2 separate regions of the Homo sapiens genome follow, and region 2 is linked to region 1. Evidence: read pairs that join two places in POLR2A ChIA-PET (ENCODE). Cell type or tissue: K562. All regions are shown on one strand. Links, peaks and the distances in the headings refer to the core of each region. The heading gives the core; the rest is flanking DNA. Region 1 overlaps SERPINH1 (serpin family H member 1). Region 2 overlaps GDPD5 (glycerophosphodiester phosphodiesterase domain containing 5).

Region 1 (8,324 bases), core at 82-8,081:
TACAACTGCGAGCACTCCAAGATCAACTTCCGCGACAAGCGCAGCGCGCTGCAGTCCATCAACGAGTGGGCCGCGCAGACCACCGACGGCAAGCTGCCCGAGGTCACCAAGGACGTGGAGCGCACGGACGGCGCCCTGCTAGTCAACGCCATGTTCTTCAAGCGTGAGTCGGGGGCGCGTTCAGGGGTCCTCCTCCTCCTCCCAGGACCCCCTGCAAGAGTTAGGACGACATTCCGTGCGCTCCATTCTTCACTGCCTCTCATTTATGCTGTGACAACCCAGGGAGGCAGGACTGTCACTCAGCTTTTTGTACAGACTGGAAACTAGATTCAGAGACAGGTAGCAGCGTGTAAAGGAATGGTTCAGGGAGCGGAGGCCCCAGAGGGACTCCATGGAATGTATTCCGACCGAATTTCGTCAAAGTGCTCGTCCTTGTGTATCTTGGAATGAATAACATTTAATAATCCATTCTGCCTCAGTAGTGAGCTAGAGAAAGAACTCAAATCCTTTTTTTAAAATTATTTTTATTTTGAGATGGAGTCTCACTCTGTCACCCAGGCTGGAGTGCAATGGCACGATCTCAGCTCACTGCAGCCTTGGCCTCCGGGCTTCAAGCAATTCTCCTGCCTCAGCCTCCTGAGTAGCTGGGGTTACAGGTGCCTACCACCACACCCAGCTAATTTTTGTATTTTTACTAGAGACGGGGTTTTGCCATGTTGGCCAGGCTGGTCTCAAACTTTTGGTCTCAAGTGATCTGCCCGCCTCGGCCTCCCAAAGTGCTGGGATTACAGGTGCGAGCCACCATGTGCGGCCAAGACCCAGAATCCTTAAAGCAACCTTGGGGGCAGGCAGTGTTACCTTCATTTCACAGTGAGGAAACTGAGGCTCAGCAAGGAGGAAGCAGAGCCAGGCCTCAGGCCCAGATGCCTCTGTCTTCAGTTGAAGATTAGATGTAGGGTTAATAAATATTTTTGAGTACCTCCATAGACAACACTATTCTCACAGTTTGCTGTGAGAATGAAGTAACCCTCGTTTTACAAATGAGGCCAAGCTAGGAGAGCTGAGGTCTCCCCGAGTCAGTGGCTGAGCTTGGATTGGAACACAGGTCTGGCTGTGAGCAAGGGCAGGGTTCAGGCCACTCTCAGACATTTTTTGTTGTTATTTTCTGGTCATGGAGACAGAACTTGCAGAGGAAAACGAAGGGTGGGCTGAGCACAGTAGCTCATGCCTGTAATCCTAGCACTTTGGGAGGCCAAGGTGGGTGGATCACATGAGCCCAGGAATTTGAGACCAGCCTGGGTAAGATGGCGAAACCCCATGTCTACAAAAAATTAGCCAGGCGTGGTGGCGCATGCTGGTAGTCCCAGCTACTCTGGAGGCTGAGGTGGGAGGATCGCTGGAGCCTGGGAATTCAAGACTGCAGTGTGTCATGATTGTACCACTGCACTCCAGCTGTAGGATGGAGTGGGACGGACCTTGTCTCAAAAAGAAAAAGATAAAAAAAAAATTAAGGGTGGTCATGGGGCACTCCCTGCCCAGGGCACAGCTGTCCCCCAGGTACCAGGGAGGGTAGAAAGCCCACCTCAGAGCATGTTTCCAAAATATCTGACAAGTGCTAGAGCCGGGGGTGGCCATAGAGGTGGCTGACCTGAGGGCGGAATTAATTCTCTATCATATGGGAGCAGCAGGCACTGACTGTAGGGAACCGCATCCTCAGATGGCATGTCCTGGGGCCAAGACCCCTTCCCAAAGCTGGGAACATAGACTCTGTGGGCTGGGTGCTCTATAGCTGGGCCCTGAAGAATGGAGCAAAGACCTGTGGCAAGGATAAATCAAGGTCTGCAGCCGGGGGTGGCTGTGGGCTGTGATTGTGTTTGGGGGCGGCCATGTGTCTCTGACCCTGTGTTTTGCCCCAACTACAGCACACTGGGATGAGAAATTCCACCACAAGATGGTGGACAACCGTGGCTTCATGGTGACTCGGTCCTATACCGTGGGTGTCATGATGATGCACCGGACAGGTAGGTGCTGTGAGGAGCAGGGTGTCAAGGTGGGTGGGGGTCCAAGGGTAGTTGGTCTGACCCACCCCTGCACACAGGGTGCCCAGTGTCCTTTCCGCTCCTCTCCCAGGCCTCTACAACTACTACGACGACGAGAAGGAAAAGCTGCAAATCGTGGAGATGCCCCTGGCCCACAAGCTCTCCAGCCTCATCATCCTCATGCCCCATCACGTGGAGCCTCTCGAGCGCCTTGAAAAGCTGCTAACCAAAGAGCAGCTGAAGATCTGGATGGGGAAGATGCAGAAGAAGGCTGTTGCCATCTCCTTGCCCAAGGGTGTGGTGGAGGTGACCCATGACCTGCAGGTAAGGGGTGGCCCAGCCTAGGGGCCTGCAGGCCTTGGAGCCAGGGGGAGGTGCTTGGGGGACCCACTCACCAATTCAGCAGGTCTGTCCCAAGACCCCCTGGATGTCCAGGCAGTGCTGGGCTCTGTGATGGGGGAAGCTGGGGCAGGAGGTGTGGGCCATGCCCTTGGGAAGATGATGATAATACCAGCAGCTAAATATAACGGAACATTCCTGTATGCTAGGCGTTCTTCTAAGCACTTTATATGTATTATTATTATTTTTTTTTTGAGATGGAGTCTCACTCTGTTGCCCAGGCTGGAGTGCAATGGTGCCATCTCGACTCACTGCAACCTCCACTTCCTGGGTTCAAGCGATTCTCCTGCCTCAGCCTCCCGAGTAGCTGGGATTACAGGCATGTGCCACCACCCCCAGCTAATTTTTGTATTTTTAATAGAGACGGGATTTCACCATGTTGGCCAGGCTGGTCTCAAACTCCTGACATCAAGTGATCCTCCTGCCTCAGCCTCCCAAAGTGCTGGGATTACAGGTGTGAGCCACCGTGCCCAGCCTTTATACGTATTAAACTCTTTTAATCCTCAAAACGACTTTATTAGGTAGGACTATAAGTTTCATCTTAGAGATGAGGAAACTGAGGCTCAGAAAGGTTAAGTAACCTGTGCAAAGTCACACAGCTAGTAATTCAGACATCTTGCACCAGAGCTAACCCTCGGTCACTGCACTGCCTCTGAGGTCTGAAGTGCCCCCAGTTATAGATTGTTTAAGCTAGAGGATTATCTACCATCCAATAATCAGACTGGTAGCTATGGGTCATCTAGGATGGCCAGAAACTTAACACACATTCTCAAGATTCTCCCTTGCAACCACCCTGGGTAGTGGGCAGAGGCTCAGAGAGAAGCAATGACTCCCTAAGGTTCCCCAGGCTCATAAGTGGTGGAGTTGCAATTAGACCTCAAGGTAAAAACATAATAGCCGCCTTTTTGTCAATCGAGAGATATTTTTGACTTACCCAAAAAAGGAAACTTTCGTGTCATTCTTTCCTTGGATGCCACAAATGGTTCTCACCTGCAGAATCGATCCAGACTTGCTGCCCAGAGAGCTTGGAGAGATAAAGCTGGAGATGAAGTGGGGCTTAGGCTCCAAACCAGGGACAAGTGGAGCTCGTACTGGTCTGTGCTGTAGACCCTGGGAGTTCCTGGAGAGGGGTCACTGTCTCTCTCCTGGTCCTGGCCCTGATCCTTCCCCAGCCCCTTCTCCAGTGGCTGTTGTCCCACCCCCTTCTCCCCTTGTTCCTCTGGTGTCTTCCTGGAACCCTCAGTGGAGACCCCACCCCCCAGATATGGGGTAGATTGAGTTAGGAAATTTGAGGCGGATGACGTGTGCAAGGTCATCCGGGTGGGAAGAGCTGGGCCTACCTCGAATGCCTGTCTCATGACCCCCTGACTCTCAGGACCTCAGGCCTAGTTCCTGTGTGGCCTTGCCAGGGAGGTGGATGTTATCCTGAAGAATCCTGGACCCGGATGCTGCCATTCACTCAGCCCACAGCCATTTACTGTCCTCTCTCCTGCATTGAGAGCCAGGGAGAGCGCTGGACATGGGCCCCGCCCTCAGGGAGCTCCAAGCCAGGTGGGAGAGACAGGCAGCACCAGACTGATAACAGGAAGGTCCAGGGAGGCACCACTCATCCTGTGGGCTCGGGAAGGCTTCCTGAAAGAAGTGGTTTCTAAAGAGCCCTAATGGGAGACAGGATGGCCATCCAGGATATAAGCTGTTCTGTGAGGCTGTCTGGAGAGTGGGGTGGGGCGTGCCAAGGGATGTGGCTGGAGGCTGCCACGTAGGCACAGGTCATATGTTAAAGAGCTTATGGTTGGCTTCCAAGAGCTGTGCAGGGCCATGGAAAGATGTTTGTGTGTGTGTGTGTGTGTATGTGTGTATATGTGTTTTAACTTTTTACTATCGAACATTGGAAAAATAAAAGTAGATTAGTGTAATGAAACCTCAAGTGTCTGTCGCCCAGCTTCAAGCATTATCAGCTCATGGCCAATAGTGATCCATTTATACCCACTAATTCCCCCCTGCATCTGATTATTCTGAAGCAAATTCCAGGCATCCTATCACTCTGGACAGGTTTTCAGCCCCAGAGTGATGTGGACATAGTTGTCCTTAGATCAGTCTTTCTCAAACTTGAGTATGCTAAGAAAGCACTTGGGGAGTTTGTGAAAAGGAATCCATGCCCACTCCCAGAGATTCTGATTCAGGGGGTCTGGGCTGGGGTCAGGACATGAGCATTTGAGATAAGCTCCTGGGTGGTGCCCATGCTGTCTGTCCCTGAACTGCAGCTGGGCAGTGCCGGGATACGTTCTCACTTGTTTTTCTGAGTCTCAGCTTCCTCATCTGTGAAGTGGCAATTAGAAGCCCTTGTAGGGTTGCAGTGAGAATTGAGAAAGCTGTGATTTGAAGTGCCAGTGCCATGCCTGGCATACAGAAGGTGACCAGGGGGTGGTTCTCTCCTCTCTGAGGAGCGGTCAGGGTAGTATGGGGTGGAGGGTTTGAGGGTGGAGGAGCCTGGCAGCCATGGCCTCACCTGGCACACCTCCTTGTTCCCACAGAAACACCTGGCTGGGCTGGGCCTGACTGAGGCCATTGACAAGAACAAGGCCGACTTGTCACGCATGTCAGGCAAGAAGGACCTGTACCTGGCCAGCGTGTTCCACGCCACCGCCTTTGAGTTGGACACAGATGGCAACCCCTTTGACCAGGACATCTACGGGCGCGAGGAGCTGCGCAGCCCCAAGCTGTTCTACGCCGACCACCCCTTCATCTTCCTAGTGCGGGACACCCAAAGCGGCTCCCTGCTATTCATTGGGCGCCTGGTCCGGCCTAAGGGTGACAAGATGCGAGACGAGTTATAGGGCCTCAGGGTGCACACAGGATGGCAGGAGGCATCCAAAGGCTCCTGAGACACATGGGTGCTATTGGGGTTGGGGGGGAGGTGAGGTACCAGCCTTGGATACTCCATGGGGTGGGGGTGGAAAAACAGACCGGGGTTCCCGTGTGCCTGAGCGGACCTTCCCAGCTAGAATTCACTCCACTTGGACATGGGCCCCAGATACCATGATGCTGAGCCCGGAAACTCCACATCCTGTGGGACCTGGGCCATAGTCATTCTGCCTGCCCTGAAAGTCCCAGATCAAGCCTGCCTCAATCAGTATTCATATTTATAGCCAGGTACCTTCTCACCTGTGAGACCAAATTGAGCTAGGGGGGTCAGCCAGCCCTCTTCTGACACTAAAACACCTCAGCTGCCTCCCCAGCTCTATCCCAACCTCTCCCAACTATAAAACTAGGTGCTGCAGCCCCTGGGACCAGGCACCCCCAGAATGACCTGGCCGCAGTGAGGCGGATTGAGAAGGAGCTCCCAGGAGGGGCTTCTGGGCAGACTCTGGTCAAGAAGCATCGTGTCTGGCGTTGTGGGGATGAACTTTTTGTTTTGTTTCTTCCTTTTTTAGTTCTTCAAAGATAGGGAGGGAAGGGGGAACATGAGCCTTTGTTGCTATCAATCCAAGAACTTATTTGTACATTTTTTTTTTCAATAAAACTTTTCCAATGACATTTTGTTGGAGCGTGGAAGAAGATTGGATCAGGAGATTCTTACACCATTCTTCCCAGGGGACAAGGTCTCCTGTTAAGGCAGACTCGCTACTGATGGCTCATATCAGGCCCTGGAATGCTGGCAGATCGCTGGCAGATCACTGTGCAGACAGCGCCAAGTGGCAGGTGCATTCCGTGCTGACCCGGGAAATGGTTCTGGCTCTGGCAGCCCTGGAGAAGTAGCAGCTGCAGGACCTGAATGAGAGCACTGGACCTGGAGCCAGTCTTCAGCCTCTTCGCCTTTCTTTCTTTACCCTTTTTTTAAGATGTGAATCTTGCTATATTGCCCAGGCTGGACTCAAACTCCTGGGTTCCAGCGAACCTCCTTCCTCAGCCTCCTGAGTAGCTGGGACTACAGGCAGGGCTATGGGCATGAGCCACTATGCCCAGCTCCCCTAGCCTTTCCTTGCACGCTGACCTCATGCTACATCCAGGGCTACAGGTACAAACTCAGGCACACATTTAGTAAGTTGCCTGGCTTTGGGCTGGGCTTTGGAAGGAGATTGTGGGGATCCTTGCCCTTAGGTGGCCCGAAGTGTTGGATTTGTAGCAGGGGAGGAGGAGGCACCCAACACGGTCCTTTTTGACACAGTCCTCCGGTTGGATGCCTCATGGTCCTTAGGGCTCCTGACACCGTACCTTAGGGAGAGAGAGGGATGCACGGAACAGAGCCAGTGGCCAGGGAGGCAGAGGAGCAGAGGATATTGGGCTGGAGGCCCATTTCTGCTGCCTGCTGGCCTTTTAACCTAGGACAGGTCATTTTTCTCTCTGGGCACGTCCAGCTTTCCTCTGCCAAAGATTGTGACCTGGGGGTTGTTGGTTCAGGAAGGGACCCCTTACCTGGCTGAGCAATCCAGCAGTAGCCACCAAGATGTACATGGGTCTGCAGAAGGGCCAGCTGATTCACTCCCATCATTGCCACGACAGAGTTTCAGCAAGACTGCTCAGAGTCCCAGGGCCATCCTGTGCTTCGGCTCAATCATTCAGATCTCTATCCTCAAGGGGCTTTGTCTAGAGGTGGAGACTTAGGGATAGGGTACTCAGTGCTCACTGTGTTCCAGGCACCTGGATCATTCTGTTCCAGGTGTGCCACGCTTGTCCCCCTGCCTCAGGGACTTTGCACTAGCTGTCCTTTCTGCCTGGCAGGCGGTTCTTGTAGATGTTTGCAGGGTTGCTTTTTGTCATCCAGGATTCAGCGTAAACGTCTGCTCAGAGAGGCCTTCCCTGACCACCCTACACAAGCAGTCCCTCTCCCACCTCAGTTTCTCTACCATGATTTCTCACTTTACTGACTCCTTAGCACTATGAAATTACCCACTTAAGACTTCCCTGCCTGCCTCCCCTCTTAGAATGGAAGCTCCATGAAGAGAGGGTCCATGGCTGTTTGTCTATTGCAGCAAATCCTGCACCTAGCTTTAGCATCATGCACATATCGAGGAAGGCTCCCAGGAGGAGGTGATATGGGGGCTGCTTTAAAGGGTGAGTAGGCATTTCTGGATCAGAATAATGCTTTGAGTGCAACCAGCTGGTACGCCTTTGTGTTTTGCTCTTCCTATGTGCCAAATACTTAATATGTACAATTTTATCCAAGCTTCCTAACAGCTTGGCTAGTTAGGTAGGGATTGTCCCCATCTTACAGGTGAGATAACAGGCTGAGCAGTTAAGTGAGCTGCCTGAGGCCCTACAGTCAGTGGGGGCCGAGCTGGGACTAGATCCTAGTCGGTTGGGTAGTTGCTTCGCCACATAGGAAGGGCAGGAGAGGCCCCTAACACAGTGCCTGGAACCCAGCACTGAGCACAGATTCTAGTAATGAAGGCATGTTAACTTGCATACGATCTGTATCCATCTCTCTTAATCCTTGCAATAGCCCCGTTAGGTGGGAAGTCATCCTAACTTTACAAGGTGTAGCTCAGAGAAGGCAGAGACTGGGCTGGAACCCAGGCCTCCTGGCCCTGAAGTTCAGCCTGTGACAGCTCCCCCACCAAGTGGGAATGGGCAGTAAAATAAGCCAGGCCCGGGTGTGGGGCCACCGAGAGGACCCAAAGGGGGTCTTGAGGCCACGCTCCTCCATCCTGACTCAGGTGGGGAGGGTGGTAAGAGGTCTGTGCTGTTGCATCTCAAACACCCGTCCGTGAGGACTGGAGTTGCTGGTGTGTGAGTGGCAGTGCAGGTGGCAGAGGTGGGTGAGTTAGGGGTGGGGTGGGGTCTAGAGGTTGGTCCAGCCAGTGTTGCTGCCCCCCAGTGCCCCATCACTGCCCTGTGTGGAGCTTTCCTGCTGCCTGGAGGCCATTGGAGGGATTACCCTGTTAT
Region 2 (8,324 bases), core at 310-8,309, 71 kb before region 1:
CAGGGCAGTAAGCACTCAAATTTCCTCAGGGGCAGTGATCACAACTTGACTGGCCTCTTCCACAGACCCTGTACTCCTTAAAGTCCCTTCAGCTCCAACAGCATCTTGCAGGGGAGCCAGGGTGCCCCGGGTCTTCCAACCCCAGTTCTTGTTACACTATCCCCCTGGAAAGGGAGCCGGCTAGGCTGGGAGGGCCCAGCAGCCTCTGCTGCGCCAGGCTAGAAGCCCCCCGCCATCCAGCTGGGCAGTGGTCATGGTGACCTGTAGCCCATAGCTATTTTCCTCAGCCCCTGACACCTGGGCTGGCAAATCTCCACATTCCTTGCCCACTGCTCTTCCTGGCATGTTTCACAAAGAGCTTCTAGAGAGCAGGAAGCAAGTTGGGGAGGTGGGGGAGCAGAGGAGTGAGCAGGAGACTGAGAGCCAGGAGACCTGGCTTTTCTTCCTGGCTTGGCCACTAGAAGGCAGGTCAACATCTTCCTATGTCATATGGGGACACTGGGACCTGCCCAGATCCCCTCTTGGGATGACAGGGAGAACCAGTGAGCAGGACGTGACAGGACTGTGTAAACTGTACAGTGTGCAGTGGCTGTAACAGGGGCCAGACCCCATCTCCCTCATGTTTCCTGCTCAGCCTGGCACAGTGCCGAGGGCCCATCTATTGTAATACTGCCCAACATTTACAAGGGCTGGACATACTCTCTGTACGAGGCCAAGGTTTCTATGTACGCTATCTGACGCCTCTTAGCCTCCCGCTGCAGACTATTTTTCTTTTTTTTTCTTTTCTTTCTTTCTTTTTTTTTTTTTTTTTTTGTGACGGAGTCTCGCTCTGTTATTCAGGCTGGAGTGCAGTGGCGCGATCACAGCTCACTGCAACCTCCGCCTCCCAGGCTCAAACAATCCTCCCGCCTCAGCCTCCTGAGTCTCTAGGACTATAGGTATGTGCTACCATACCCGGCAAATTTTTGTATTTTTTTTGTAGAGACGGGGTTTTGCCATGTTGCCCAGGCTGGTCTTGAACTCCTGAGCTTAAGTGATCTCCCCACCTTGGCCTCCCAAAGTGCTAGGATTACAGGCATGAGCCACCATGTCCGGCTGCAGTAGATATTTTTTATAGATGGTAAACAGAGCTCGAGAGGGTTTAGGGTCTCTTGAATTCATACTCTTACTACCAAGCCAGTCTAGACACCAAAAATCTAGTCACCAACGCACATTTCCTGAGCTCTCCTGTGTGCCCAGCAGACAGACGCAGCCCCTGCTGGAGGAGCCCATGAGCTAAAGGTGTAGACAAACACACCAAGCGCATCATGTGAACAAAGGTGGCAGGACGCGTAAGGGGTGGAGGCCTTGATGGTGGATCAAAGTTGTCTCCCGGCCTCACCCCCAGCCTGGCACAGTGCTGGACCCACCACAGGCAGCAGTAATACCCAGGAGTGAACAAACTTGTTTTCCTGACATTCACCTCCCCAACCTAGCCACTCCCTGCCTGCCTCCTGGACAGTGAGGGGGCTCTGGAATTTTTAGACCACTTTCTCCTCTGGGACCACCACCCTAAGGGCACCCTCTCTCGGCGCCTGCAGGTGCCCCAGGCCTCTGCAGTGGATTGTACGTTAAACCTGGTGAAAGTAAAACTGTACTTATCTGAGCACAGAATCCCTTATACAATAGGTACTCAATACATGGGTATCAGATGAGTTAATGAGTTTGCAGCAGTGACTGACCACTTCGGTGCCTGGCTCAGTTCATCCTGACCACTGGGGGCTTAATTCAAGTTCTGAACCAAAGAGGGGTTAGTGGGCCAGGGCAGAGCTGATAAAGAGTAAGATGCTCACTTAACCGGCCATGGGGCTGGGAGCAGGTCCTGGCCCTCTCTGCTCTTTTGCTGTGTGATCACCGGCAAATCACTTCACCTTTCTGGGCATCCACTGCGTCAAGCAGGGATTAACACCATGTTACAATCTCCTGATTTTAGTTGAGCACATACAAAATGGGTTACAAACATAGGGCACTGAGGCTCAGAGACAGGAGGTGACTTGGCCAAGGTCACACAGCAGGTGACAGAGTGTGGACTAGCACCCAGGCCTGTCATGGTCTGTTGTGGGGGGCTGGTGGAGGGGGGGCTGACTCCCAGAGGCCTGAGTGGGGAGGCCAGATCATGGGTAACATCTCTTGTGATGTCACAGGGGACAGGAGAGAGTTAAGGGTGGATCCCATGAGGGCTAACCCAGGCTGACATCACCAGTGAAAGTGAGAGTCACATAGTCAGAGTCTTAGGATTTAGTCAGTACAGCCAGGAAGGGCAACCTGTTTATTTGTTCCTGGAATGTGTTGACCAACGCAAGTTCCCCCAAGTGATCCCTGAGCACCGTCTATGGAAACACAGAGTGGGTGGGCTAGGAAGAAAAGCCAAATTCAACTCAGGTGGGGATGGGCCACAGTGGCTTTGATGTCCTCTATGGGCATTTGGTGCCTCCATGGCCTTGAACTAACCTCTGCCCTTAAGCCTTGTCCCACCTCCTACTCGTCACTGATGCCCTCCGGGCTGGGTGGGTGGGCTGGGAGGGAGAACTACAGCAGGTTACCAGGGCCTCTAGGGCTGGGAGGGACCTGGACTGGTTGGAGAGATTGCCCAAAGCCAAGTCATCTGGGAGAACAATGGGGGCGGGAGCTCTGTGGGATTTTGCCTCTAGAAGCTGACAGAGAAAGACCTGGGGCTAGAGAAGCAGTGGAGCACAGTGGGGCTCTCAGAAGGCACTGCCCCTTGCTGACCACACAGCCTGGGATTCCCCCTTCTGCACACCCCTTTCTCACAGCTGTCACTTGCTGGTGCCAGGTCCTGGGCAATCAGCACCTTACATGAGTCTGTTGACTCAGGAGGGAGAGGTATGAATTCTCCAGCATCTTTGCCCCTGGAGGGTCAGCCCTAGGGTATGACTTACAGTGTCCCTCTGGAAGACAAAGCCAAAGTTCCTTCTATGGAGCTTGGCTGGAAATAGCCTCTTGCTTCTCCTCCTTCTCTTTCTGCTTCTACGTTTCCTATTCCCTTAGCAGGTTTCCCTCAGCAGGGAAGCTTCCTAATGAGTCACTGTCACACGAATCCTTGTCTCAGGGTCTGCTTCTAGGTCTGCTTCAGGTGTCTCAGGTGGGTGCCATCAATGCTTCCATTTCAGAGATGAGGAAACTGAAGCTCAGATCTTTCCTGTGAAAGATCCCCATCTTGCAAGCAGCAGAACATGCACTTGAATTGACGTCTGCCAGGTGCAAAGCCAAGCACTGACCCCTCCCCTCAGGTCCCACCCCTTTGTCCACAGCCATCATCATCTGAGCTGGTTTATACCCCCAAATGCCACTGTCCCTTCCTGGACATCTGGTCATCTAGGCTAACTTTCCTTCTTTCTTCTTCTTTTCCTTTTTTTTTTTTTTTTTTTTTTTAACTGGAAGGAAAGGAGAAGAATGTGCAGATGATCCAAGGGGGATGACTAAGTCTTCAAATTCCTCTGGTTGGCTCAGACCCTGTTTTGGTCAATCCTTGTGAATCAGGGCGGGTCTGACATTCTGGGAATGCAAGGAGACTTCAAATCATCTTCATGAAAACAAGTTGTAAAAATACTGACCGCCACTCCAAGTGGCCAGCTGATAGGCTTGGCTCCATGGAGCAGGGTTGAACAAGTTCACCAGAAGGGAACACACAGCGGGAAAGACTTAGGCTAGACCCAAAGGAAGAACTTCCCTGTAATTGAGAGCTGGGCCCAGAGATGGGGTTGGGTGTGGCCTCTTTGGAAGCAGGCCATCCACGTCCTGACCTTCCTAGGCCTTTCTTGTTTGCAGTGTCTACGAAACAGCTTTGGTGAGCACTGAAGATGCAAAAACCACCAGAGGCCAACCCCGCCCAGCCCTGAGCTTCAACTCCTGACCTGAACCTGGTTTACGAGGATGCTCTGAGCTAGTGGAGCTTCTGCCTCCTGGGATCCTCCCCACACCCCAGGGTGGCTGCTACCACCATACCCTGCAGATATGAAGACTGGCAGAGGTCAGGGCAAGACTGAAGGCTGCCTGCCCAGCACTGCACCTCCTTCACCCTCAGCCCTCCACAGCCATTCCTCCAGAAAGCACCACCCCCTCCAGGCACCCTCCCTGCCCCTGGCAGAGGACTAGGCGGGTGTCTACAGATGACCACTTCACCCTCCCTCCTCCCTCTGGCCTCTCCTCTCTCCTCTTCTGGCTCCTTCCAATCAGCAGTGAGCAGGCCTGGGGCTCATGCAGTTCATCCCCTGCACCCCTTCCCAGCTCTCCTCCCTTTCTCTCCTCCCTTCTCATCCAAACTTCTGAGAGTTGTCTGCACCCATATCTCCACTTCGTCCCACCCACTGCAAAACCCATTACCCTCTGCTGCCACCAAGTTCAACAATGGCTTCTGTGTGGGTAAATCCATGGGGCACTTCTCCATCCTCAGCCACTGATTGCCTGGTTGTTTGTCCCCCTTTCTGGCCCCACCTCACCAGCCCCTTCGCTGGATCCTCTCTGCCCAGGCCTGAATGCTGCTGCTCTCAATCCTAAGCCCCCTTTCCCTCCCTTGCCCATCACATCCTTCTTGGCAGTATCATCCACCCCACGGTTTCAACCACCCATCTCTGGCTGGACCAAGTTCAAGACTCAAGTATCCTGCAACCCTCTGGTCATCTGCACCTGGACATCCCACAGGAAGCTCATACCCACAGTGGCCAAATGGGAACTCCTCTTCCTTTCCACGCATTTCAAGACACCTCCATTCCCTCCAACCTCCAGGCCTGGAAGATGAGAATCACCCTCCCCATCTCCCTTTTCTTCAAACCCGCCAGTGCCATCTGACGCCAAGCCCAGCTCTGTTCTCTATCTCCTTCCTCTCATCCCCCAAACAGCTCTGTAGTCACCACTCAAACTCCTCCTGTAGGAAGCCCTCCCTGACTCTCCAGCAGGCCTGGGCATGCCTTCACCTGTTTTCTTGTGCCCTGTACAGCCATCCATTCAGCAGCCACGCTAGTGTCCAACTGCATAGCTGACTGCCTGGGCTGGCTCTGGAAGGTAGGGGCAGGGTCTGATCTGACCCTGGGTCCCCAACACCGAGGCCAAGTGCAGCATGAGGGGTCCCAAAGAGGTTTCTCAAATCTGGGAACTTGTATTTCTGCTGAGTTTGCCACATTGGTGAGGTCTGGATCTTCCCTCAGACCACAGGCCCCCAGGGGCAAGGGCTATACCCTGGCTCGGCCCCTCCTCGCACTTAGCCCCTTTCAGAGCACCCTAACCTGACTGCCATTTATGACAAGATAACCATGGGGGCCCTGAGAGAGCCTAAGAGGCCCACCTCATACTTGTGCAAACACATGCGAACACACAGAGACATCCAAAAAGACATAGGGCACATATTCACGGACAGACACAGGTGACATGAGTGGGCACACTGGCGCAAGCATACAGGCTCCCAGAAGTACATGGAGCCATACAAAGACAGGTCCACAGGGACACAAACATCCTGGAAACAGGGACTCGGGCCATGGCCTCGCTCAGAGTCACCTGCTCCAGGGGTGAAGCCTTTGGCTGGGCCAGGGCTCCAGGCTGGTGCTCGGGGCTCCAGAGCAGGGGCTCAGGGAGACGTGGCAACAGCCACCTGAACAGTCTGGCCTGTTCCATTTGGACTCTGAGGCTGTGATCAGAGTGGGGAGGGGTGCTGGGAGAGGAGAGGGTGAGAGAGCAGGAGCCGCTCTCCACAGACAGGGCTGGGGGCAGAGGAGGAGGCCACCGGCCCTGCTAGGCTCCTCCAGACCCCTCTGCCAAGGGAGTTACACTTCCACCCTCCCCTACCAAAGAGCCAATCTGAGCAGAGAACAATCATGAAGTTTCTAATTTACTGGAAGAGGAGGGAAAGCAAGCCAGGGTAGGTATGTGTATCACATTCAAAACTGATGTAAATGACCCGCGCCAAACACCTGGGTGTGAGCCCCATCAGTCCTGACCTCTCCCTACACCCCCAAGTCCAGTATCTCCCCAGATCCTGTTGATTTGCCCTCAGAAATGGCTTCCTCATGATGGTACTCAAGCCTCTCATATTGCTGCCTGAGAAACAGAAGGACATCCTGGAACCTACAGGATTAAGTACAAACCCTACACGCAAAACTTTTTTCAACCTGCCCACAACTCACTTTCCAGTCATTTCCTTCCCTCCTCACCTCAGGGCAGCCCTGCCACCTGGAGCTAAGTCCCTGCTCCAGGGACTCCCTTCTCCAGCTCAACACTTTTGCAAAGTTAATTTCTTCTGTGTAGAATGCCTTTCCACTTGCCTCAGTTTGGTGAACTCCTATAGATCCCTCAATACCCAAATGGGAAATGCTGCTATTCAGTGGATTGGCTTCCACAGTGGCAGTCACATCCTAAGGTCAGCACATCACGAATAAGTTGCATATGGTCAAAATCACCCTTGGCTTTATCTAGCTACCATTTATATATGATGCCTAGGCATTGTTCTAGGCATTTCCTGTGTTTACTCATCTAACTCTCACAACTGTAGCAGATGGTATTTCCAAAGACATCTGCAGCAATGTCTCCCATCCTACACCCTCTTCTTACAAAGTGATGCTGACACCAGTCCCATGGAGAGAAGTGGCGTCTCTGTCCCCCCACTTGAATCTGAGAAGGCTTGGGAGTAATGGCTGAGGTGACACTACGGCACTTTCAGGGACAGGTCATTGAGTGTGAAGCAGCTTCTGCCTCCTTCACCAGGACACTCCTACTAGAGCCCTGCACCACCGTGTAGACACTGTGATTGCTCTGAGACTGCCTTGCTGTGGGAAGGCTCAAACAAGCCTGCAGAGAGAGAAAAGAAGGCCTGAGACTACGCAAAGAGTGAGAGAAGCTGGGCAAACCTCCGGGTGCCCCAGCTCCTCCCCACTCTAGACGCCACCTGACAGAAACCAAGTGAGACCCTGACCAAGAGCCACTGGGCTGAGCCCAAGGCTGAGCTCAACTTAAATTCCTGGCCTACAGAAACTGTGAGATAATGATTGTTCTTTTTCTTTTTTTGAGACTGAGTCTCGCTTTATCGCCCAGGCTGGAGTGCAGTGGGACATCTCAGCTCACTGCAACCTCTGCCTCCCGGGTTCAAGTGATTCTCCTGCCTCAGACTCCTGTGTAGCTGGGATTACATGTGTGCACCACCATGCCCAGCTAATTTTTGTATTTTTAATAGAGATGGGGGTTTCATCATGTTGGCCAGGCTGGTCTCGAACTCCTGACCTCAGGTGATCCGCCTGCCTCAGCCTCCCAAAGTGCTGGGATTACAGGCATGAGCCACCACGCCCAGCCATGATTGTTCCTATATAAAGTCACTAAATTTTGGGGTCATTTGTTACGTGACAACAGTAACTGGAACAAATATAAATTATGAACTATCATTCTCCTCACTTCAGAGAAGGATCTGAGGCAGAGAGGCTAAGCAACTTGTTCAAGGTCATAGAGGTAGTAACTGGCAGAACTGGGATTTGAACCCAGGCAGTTTAGCCTCAGAATCCACACTATTCACTGCTATGCCATACTGACTGCCTGCAAGGTCTGATTGGTCTCCCAGCCCACAGCAGGCCTCAGGGAGTGGTTGCTGAATAAATGAGCGAAGGAAGGAATAGGCAAATGAATGAATGAAAGTGAGCAAAAGCAGAGTGAGCTCCCAGGTGCAAGGCAAGGACCTTAGAGAGCCTGCACCATGCAAATGAGTCTGACGTGAGTCTCCTTGTTGCTGAAGCAGCTCCGCTGTCCACAGCCCTGGGGAAAGTCAGGCGATCAGAGGAGACTAGCAGGTGCCATTGGCCTCCACCCACTACAGATGCTCATCTCTTGAGCCTCCTGAGATGTTCATCTCCCAGCCCCCTGCCTCCCCCAGCCCTGAATGCTGCAGGATTAGACATAGGCCCCTGGGGAGCTGATCCCTCCTAAGGACAAGGCTTGCGGATCTCAGGGACTGGAGGGGGAAGGTCCCCAGGCTGGAGAGCCAAGTTTAATCCTGGCATGGCCATTGACTGGCTGGGTGAACTTGAATGAGTCCCTGCCCCTCTCTGTGCACAGGTGCTCTCCAGCTCCAATATTCTGAGATTCACCACATGCTCAGCTGCCCTCATGGATGGGTGCAGGTGAGCTGTGGGTCCTATAGCCATGGGCAAAAGGGACCTGTCCCTAGAGGGAAAGCGGAAAACGAGAATGAATCCCACCTACTACTCACTGCAAGTCTGCTGTACGCCAAGCATTTCAACATGAACAATTTCTACTCCTTGCAGCAATCCCACTGGGCACGGTGGCAGGTG

The links. ChIA-PET counts read pairs that join two places held together with the same protein. Peaks named below come from ENCODE experiments on the same cell type or tissue, not always from the same donor. Only the 100,000 strongest peaks of a DNase experiment are listed, where the experiment ranks them.
Region 2: POLR2A ChIA-PET joins it to region 1 with 6 read pairs; 3 of 35 experiments call an interaction of 5 or more read pairs at or near these places.

Annotation. Positions count from the first base shown.
Region 1 is chr11:75,566,809-75,575,132 of GRCh38, forward strand. It overlaps SERPINH1 (serpin family H member 1), which reads left to right. Exons shown (of 5, transcript NM_001235.5): 2 at 1-163; 3 at 1,923-2,021; 4 at 2,131-2,363; 5 at 4,973-5,975. The coding sequence ends at 5,275. Among named protein-coding and RNA genes, the nearest start is that of SERPINH1, 8.7 kb to the left of the region's middle. RefSeq lists enhancers at 1-366, 1,601-2,101. In K562, for the core only: no CTCF peak of the experiment used is centred there; no DNase peak of the experiment used is centred there.
Region 2 is chr11:75,495,986-75,504,309 of GRCh38, forward strand. All of the region lies in intron 1 of GDPD5 (glycerophosphodiester phosphodiesterase domain containing 5), which reads right to left. Among named protein-coding and RNA genes, the nearest start is that of GDPD5, 26 kb to the right of the region's middle. In K562, for the core only: a CTCF peak has its summit at 467 (motif pointing right); DNase peaks (open chromatin) are centred at 466 and 3,806.